2 separate regions of the Homo sapiens genome follow, and region 1 is linked to region 2. A link is a contact called in ENCODE Hi-C or POLR2A ChIA-PET data. All regions are on one chromosome and are shown on one strand. Each heading gives the region's core, a stretch centred on a gene start or an enhancer-like site at or near the end of the contact. The rest is flanking DNA. Distances are from core to core; before and after follow the strand shown. Region 1 overlaps LOC100287329 (a long non-coding RNA gene). Region 2 holds the start of LINC02569 (long intergenic non-protein coding RNA 2569).

Region 1 (3,713 bases), core at 1,151-3,650, 1.1 Mb after region 2:
CCTGGGCAGAAAAGTGAGACTCCATCTCTTAGAAAAAAAAAACCAGGCCGGGTGCAGTGGCACATGTCTGTAATTCCAGCACTTCGGGAGGCTGAGGCAGGCGGATCACTTGAAGTCAGGAGTTCAAGACCAGCCTGGCCAACATGGTGTACTTTCTATACTAAAAGTACAAAAATTAGCCAGGCATGGTGACATGCACCTATAATCCCAGCTACTTGGGAGACTGACATAGGTGGATTGCTTAAACCTGGGAGGCAGAGGTTGCAGTGAGCCGAGATTGTGCCACTGCACTCCAGCCTGGGTGACAGAGCGATTCTGTCTTAAAAGAAAAAAAAAAAAAAAAAAGGCTGGGTGCGGTGTCTCACGCCTGTAATCCCAGCACTTTGGGAGGCCGACGCAAGTGGATCACCTGAGGTCAGGAGTTCGAGACCAGCCTGGCCAAGATGGTGTACTTTCTCTACTAAAAGTACAAAAATTAGCCAGGCATGGTGGCATGCACCTATAATCCCAGCTACTCAGGAGGCTAAGACAGGAGAATCGTTTGAACCCGGGCAGCAGAGGTTGCAGTGAGCTGAGATTACGCCATTGCACTCCAGCCTGGGCAACAGAGTGAGACTCCGTCTCCAAAAAAAAGAAAGAAAAAAAATCCAGGGCCAGTGTGGTGACTCATGCCTGTAATCCCAAAACTTTGGGAGGCTGGCCCAGCATGGTGGCTCACACCTGTAATCCCAAAACTTTGGGAGGCTGAGGCAGGCGGATCACCTGAGGTCAGGAGTTTGAGATCAGCCTGACTAACATGGTGAAACCCCATCTCTACTAAATACAAAAAATTAGCCGGGAATGGTGGCATGCACCTGTAATCCCAGCTACTTGGGAGGCTGAAGCAGGAGAATCGCTTGAACCCAGGAGGCAGAGGTTGCAGTGAGATGAGATCAGTCATTGCACTCCAGCCTGGGCAACGAGCGAAACCGCCTCTCAAACAAACAAAAAAAAACTTTGGGAGGCCAAGATGGGCAGATCACTTGAAACCAGGAGTTCGAGACCAGCCTGAGCAGCATAGACCCTGTCTCAACAAAAATTTTAAAATATTTTTTAAAATTAGCCAGGCACAGTGGCACACACCTGTAGTCCTAGATACTTGGGAAGCTGAGGTGGAAGGATGACTTGAGCCCATGGTTTTGAGGTTGCAGTGGGCTATGATGGTGCCACTGCACTCCAGCCTAGGCCACAGAGCAAGACACCATGTCAAAAGAAAAAAAAATCCAATCACCTCTGCTCACCTCCCTCTTTCTCTCTCTCTCTCTCTCTCCCTCCCCCTCTCTCCCCTGCAACACACACACACACACACACACACACACACACGCACGCATGCACGCACCACACACTCTGACGACCTTTAAAGGCTTCCTGTGGCTGGATGAAATCTAGAGGCTTTACCCTTCTTGCATGGCCCTGCATGACCTGGCCCCTGCCCTCCTCTCTGACCTCATCTCCCACCCGCCTCCCAGTCTCTCTCTCTGCTCCAGCCACACTGGCCTTCTGTTTGTCGTCAACACCCCCAGCTTGGTTCCGCCTTCCAGCCTTTGCAGTAGCTGCTCCCTTTACCTGAAATGCTTTGCTCCCAAACTTTTACCTGGTCACTATTTTTTGTCATTTGGGTCTCAGCTCCAGTGCCACCCAAACACTCAAAGAGGATTTTGCTGACTACTGTATTTAAAAGTAGCTCCCTGCCACTCTTACAACATCAGCCTGTCTTATTTTCTCATAGTACCAATTTCTTCTTCAGTTTCTTTCTTTTCCGTCTGGCCTCACTGGAATACAAGCTCCACAGGTGCTGGTACCTTCTCTGATCCCTTTGCCTCCATGTCCCTCCTGCCTTAGGACAATGCCCAGCATGTGTTAGGCACGCAGATACTCACTAAATGGAGGAATGGATGAATAATTCATAAAGCAGGATAAAGTTCAACTTTAGGCTTGTGGCTCAGATTGGACTTACATTTAGAGTCAGATTTAAGTTTAGTGTTAGGAGTGGTGGTAAACTGGTTTCAAGATTAGCCCTAGAAACAGGGTTGGGTTGGGGTAGAGGAGAAGTTTTATTTAGGGGGTTATTAATTGGGATGTGTTTAGATTTAAGGTTAGGGTTACAGTTGGGGTTGAGTTTGAGTTGTGATTTGGGTTGAGGTTAAATTTGGGTTAGGGTTGATGTTGGTATTAAATCCCAATTCAGGTTTTGAGGCTAAGTTCAAGTTTGAAGCTAATGTCATTTCAGTCTCATTTGGAGGCTTCAGAGATTTCACTAGTTTCTCCACAAAGACCACTATAAAGACTGTATTTCCCTGAGTCTGGGGCACAAGACTCCAGTCATCAGCTCTCCCACCCAGGGAAAGTCCCAAACCAACTGCTGGCCTGCCCAAGAAAGAAACCAAATTCATACAACCTCCGAAACTGAGATTGAAACCAAGATTGGCCCATCTCAAGGAGCATCCTTCGCATATCTCACATGCACGTGACACTGAGCCTCAGCCCAGTCTTACCCTTCCTTCCTCTGTGTCTCTCATGTCTCCCCATCACCCTTCTTGCCTTCCCTTTTTTGTCTTTCAATGTCCCATTCTTCCTCTTTAATTTAAATTTCTCTCTGTGTCTCACTGTTAATTGCAATACCTTTTTTTGTTTGCTTGTTTTGTTTTGTTTTGTTTTTTGGTTTGTTTGTTTGAAATGGAGTCTCACTTTGTTGCCCAGGCTGGAGGGCAGTGGCACGATCTCGGCTCACTGCAACCTCCGCCTCCTGGGTTCAAGCAGTTCTCCTGCCTCAGCTTCCCTAGTAGCTAGGATTACAGGCGCGTGCCACCATGCTCGGCTAATTTTTTGTATTTTTAGCAGTGATGGAGTTTCACCGTATTAGCCAGGATTGTCTCTATCTCCTGACCTTGTGATCTGCTCGCCTCAGCCTCCCAAAGTGCTGGGATGACAGGCATGTGCCACTGCTCCTGGCCTTGTAATAACATTTTATATTTTAATATAGCTCAGCTGGGGTCCCAGTCCATCAGCTCATACCATTAGAGAAGCAGAAAGAGACAACAGGAAGCAAAAAGGACCCTGAGAGAAAGGGCAACACAGAGAAAAAGAAAGGAGCAGGGGCTAAAAGGGAAACCCACACTGACACAAGAGATAATAAGGTTAAAAGAATGAGAAGAAGGTTGGGCGCAGTGGCTCACGCCCATAATCCCAGCACTTTGGGAGGCCAAGGCTGGTGGGTCACCTGTGGTCAGGAATTCAAGACCAACCTGGCCAACATGGTGAGACCCCGTCTCTACTAAAAATACAAAAAAAAATTTGGCGGGCTTGGTGGCGTGTGCCTGTAATCCCAGCTACTCGGGAGGCTGAGGCAGGAGAATAGCTTGAACCTGGGAGGCAGAGGTTGCAGTGAGCCAAGATCGTGCCACTGCACTCCAGCCTGTGCGACAGTGAGAAACTGTCTCAAAAAAAAAAAAAAAGGAAAAGAAATTTTCTGACCTATCTCATCTGATAGTAGGTTATAAGACCCTCATTCCAGAAGAGGTTCTGCCCTATACCTGGGAGGAAGGAATGCTGTACAGAGAGACCAAGAAGAATATGGCCAGGCCTTGCTGGGATCCCCCCAGTCCCAGTCTGTGACCATTAGATGATACTCCTTTTGTTCAATTACATTTCTGCACAGCTGTTCATTCTTCATC
Region 2 (3,323 bases), core at 61-2,560:
GACCAACTTGGGCACATGTCATCAGGACTTCCTAAGGCTGTGTCACCGACACACATCCTCAACCCTGACAACATAAACTTTCTAAATTAACTGAGACCTGTCTCAGATATTCAGGGTTCACACTCCCCTGGACCCCCTGACTTTCTTCAGGGCACTGGCCACTTTCTTGTCTGTCTTTGGACACTCTCCTCTAGAAGTCTTTGAAATTCTTGAGGCAGGAAGGACCAATTCCCAGCCCTGAATCTTGCATAAAGTGGGTCCTTTTTAAATGGAAATACGGCTACTCCTCAAAGGAAGGCTAGGAATTTTGCTCTGTGTGACCCTAGTCGTAGTTCTTCACAGAGGGCTCCATTTCACTTGCCTTTCCTTCTGCTTTTTTCTTCACTCGTTTCCCCACAGAGCAAGACAAAAGAAGCCGGCAAGGATGGCTCTGGTCAGGGTCTGCCTTCAGCCACCCAAATGGGATTGCAAAGAGGAGGACAGGGATGGAAAGGGGAAAGTTTGATTTGGTTTGGTTTGCTTAGTCTTTCTATTGGTACCACTTCCTTATCCCAACCTCATCATCTTCCCCGATCCCTACCAACCCACTGCAGGCATATGAGCCCTAAAATCTGGGAAAGGCTTTTTTCCCTAGGGGCCCTGGCCTCACAGACTTGCCCAGGGGGGTAAATTCTCAGTGGCTCAGTGGCACGTGCCTCACGTCCTCACCGGCAGCCTAGATAGATAGATAGATAGATAGATAGATAGATAGATAGATAGATGATAGATAGATATATAGTTTTTTTTTTTTTTTTTTTTTTGAGACGGAGTTTCGCTCTTGCCGCTGCCCAGGCTATAGTGCAATGGCGCCATCTCGGCTCACCGCAACTTCCGCCTCCCAGGTTCAAGCGATTCTCCTGCCTCAGCCTCCCGAGTAGCTTGTATTACAGGCATGCGCCACCACACCCGGCTAATTTTGTATTTTTAGTAGAGAGGGGGTTTCTCCATGTTGTTCAGGCTGGTCTCGAACTCCCAACCTCAGGTGATCCGCCTGTCTTGGCCTCTCAAGTGCTGGGATTACAGGGGTGAGCCACCGCGCCCAGCCGGGAGCCCCTATTTTAAGGACGCTATTGCTGTGGAGGAGTAACCCCACTTTTAGGAATCCTTTTCCGTGCGAAAGGCTGTTTGAGATCAGGCGCAACAACTTCTCCCGCTCAGGTTACCCTCAGAAAGGCTATGGACCCCGGACTCCGCCCCAGATTGCATAACAACTGAGGGGTGGGTCCCTATTTCCTCTCTGGGATCTGTAGCCAATCATTCACGAGGTAAACAGAACGACCGAGTTTCTCTCAGCCGAGAACTGTGGCTGCCCCTCCGGTGAAAACAGAGGAAGTGGGAGCGGCAGGAAGCGCTTTGGGACCAGGGCGACCCCTGAAGCGTAGAGGAACCAGGTCACAAGCATACGTGAATGCTCACATTCCATAGTTATCAAATGTATTCAGGTTTAAATTTTACTTTTCTAGAAAAAATGTAAATAATCCGTTGAGAATATTTAATGAAAAATGTTGGTCGTATCTTTATCTGGTCTGCGGCTCTGTCCCTGTTTCCTGGATAGGAGACTACGTCTGTATCTTGTATCACAGGAGGCACCTTCTTCCTGTTTCCTGGCACAGACTTGTAAGTGAATTTCCTGCCCGCCTCCGCCCACAGCGTAAGCCGCGCTGGAACAGCTCACTTATTGCCCCAGATGTATGTGGAGTAACCGCCTTCAGTTTCCTGGTTCTGAGTTTCCGTGTTACTCAAGCAATGCTTCTGCTGAATTTGTCTTTTTTTTTTTTTTGAGACAGAGTCTTGCTTTGTCGCCCAGACTGGAGTGAAATGGCGTGGTCTCGGCTCACTGCAGCCTCCACCTCCTGGGTTCAAGCGAGTCTCCTGCCTCAGCCTCCTGAGTGTGCAACTTATCTTTTTATTTTATTTATTTATAATTTTTTGGCTAATTTTGGCTATTTTGTGTCTGTGTGTGTATTTTTAGTAGACATGGGGTTTCACCATGTTGGGCAGGCTGGTCTCGAACTCCTGACCTCAGGTGATCCGCCCACCTCGGCCTCCCAAAGTGCTGGAATTACAGGCGTGAGCCACCGCACCTGGCCTATTTATTTATTTATTTATTTGTGACTGAGTCTCGCTCTGTCACCCAAGCTGGAATGCAATGGCGTGATCTCGGCTCACTGCTACCTCCACGCCCCAAGTTTAAACAATTCTCCTGCCTCAGCCTCCCGAGTAGCTGGGACTACAGGTGTGCACCACCACATCCAGCTAATTTTTTGTATTTTTAGTAGAGATGGGGTTTCACCATGTTGGTCAGGCTGGTCTCGAACTCCTGACCTCAAGCGATCCACCCACCTTGGCCTCCCAAAGTGTTGGGATACAGGCGTGAGCCACTGCACCTGGTTGAATTTCTCCTTTTAATTGGAGGTTTCATTTTATTTTTCTTTATTTATTTTTTTGAGACGAAGTTGCACTCTTGTTGCCCAGGCTAGAGTGCAGTGGCGCGATCTGGGTTCACTGCAACCTCTGCCTCCCAGATGCAAGTGATTCTCCTGCCTCAGCCTCCTGAGTAGCTGGGAATACAAGCACCCACCACCATGCCCAGTTAATTTTTGTACTTTTAGTAGAGACAAGGTTTTGCCATGTTGGCCAGGGTGGTCTCAAACTCCTGAGCTCGTGATCTGCCCACCTCAGCCTCCCAAAGTGCTGGGATTACAGGCGTGAGCCACCGTGCCTGGTCTCGTTCTTTATTTTTTATTTTATTTTTTGACACCAGATCTGCTCTGTTACTCAGGCTAGAGTGCAGTGGCATTGAGAGGTGACAACCTGCTAGCAGCCCTTGCTTGCTCTTGGCGCCTCCTCGGCCTCGGTGTCTGCTCTGGCCGGGCTCGAGGAGCCCTTCAGCCCACTGCTGTGCTGTGGGGGCCCCTCTCTGGGGCTGGCTGAGGCCGGAGCCGTCTCCCTCTGCTTGGGGGGAGGTGTGGAGGGAGAGACGCCAGTGGGAACAGGGGCTGCGCGTGGTGCTCCCGGGCCAGTGGTGTTCCGGGTGGGTGCGGGCTAGGCAGGCCCTGCACTGGGGGCAAGGTTGGCGTCGCCTGCTGGGCTTGATGGGGGGGTGGGGGAGGAGCGCCCTCTGGGCTGCCGGAGTGCCCCACTAGGCGCGGCAAAGTCCCGGGAGTGCCATTGAGAGGTGAAGCCAGCTGGGCTTCTGGGTCTGGTGGGGACTTGGAGAACTTTTGTGTCTAGCTAAAGGATTGTAAATGCACCAATCAGCACTCTGTGTCTAGCTAAAGGAT

What was found. Hi-C counts contacts between places; a loop is a spot of excess contacts on that map. ChIA-PET counts read pairs that join two places held with the same protein, here RNA polymerase II (POLR2A). Pooled maps may share reads with other maps.
Region 1: a pooled map shows a loop between it and region 2 (8-fold over the local background). The contact joins the enhancer-like site here to the promoter of LINC02569 in region 2. A Hi-C loop is called at or near these places in 3 of 37 single-sample maps with no recorded cell type and 5 of 50 pooled maps. POLR2A ChIA-PET finds 5 or more read pairs at or near these places in 3 of 52 experiments (B cell, PC-9 and activated CD8-positive, alpha-beta memory T cell).

What each region holds. Positions count from the first base shown.
Region 1 is chr6:31,566,316-31,570,028 of GRCh38, forward strand. All of the region lies in intron 1 of LOC100287329 (a long non-coding RNA gene), which reads right to left. It also overlaps a transcript of LTA not described here. Among named protein-coding and RNA genes, the nearest start is that of LTA, 4.1 kb to the right of the region's middle. Within about 2 kb of position 2,401, at least 7 of the 41 ENCODE cell types and tissues checked have a DNase peak (open chromatin) inside an H3K27ac peak, as active enhancers do; they include B cell, where a contact is called at or near this core.
Region 2 is chr6:30,514,956-30,518,278 of GRCh38, forward strand. It overlaps LINC02569 (long intergenic non-protein coding RNA 2569), which reads left to right and starts at 1,311. Exons shown (of 2, transcript NR_149088.1): 1 at 1,311-1,656. RefSeq lists an enhancer at 2,995-3,323.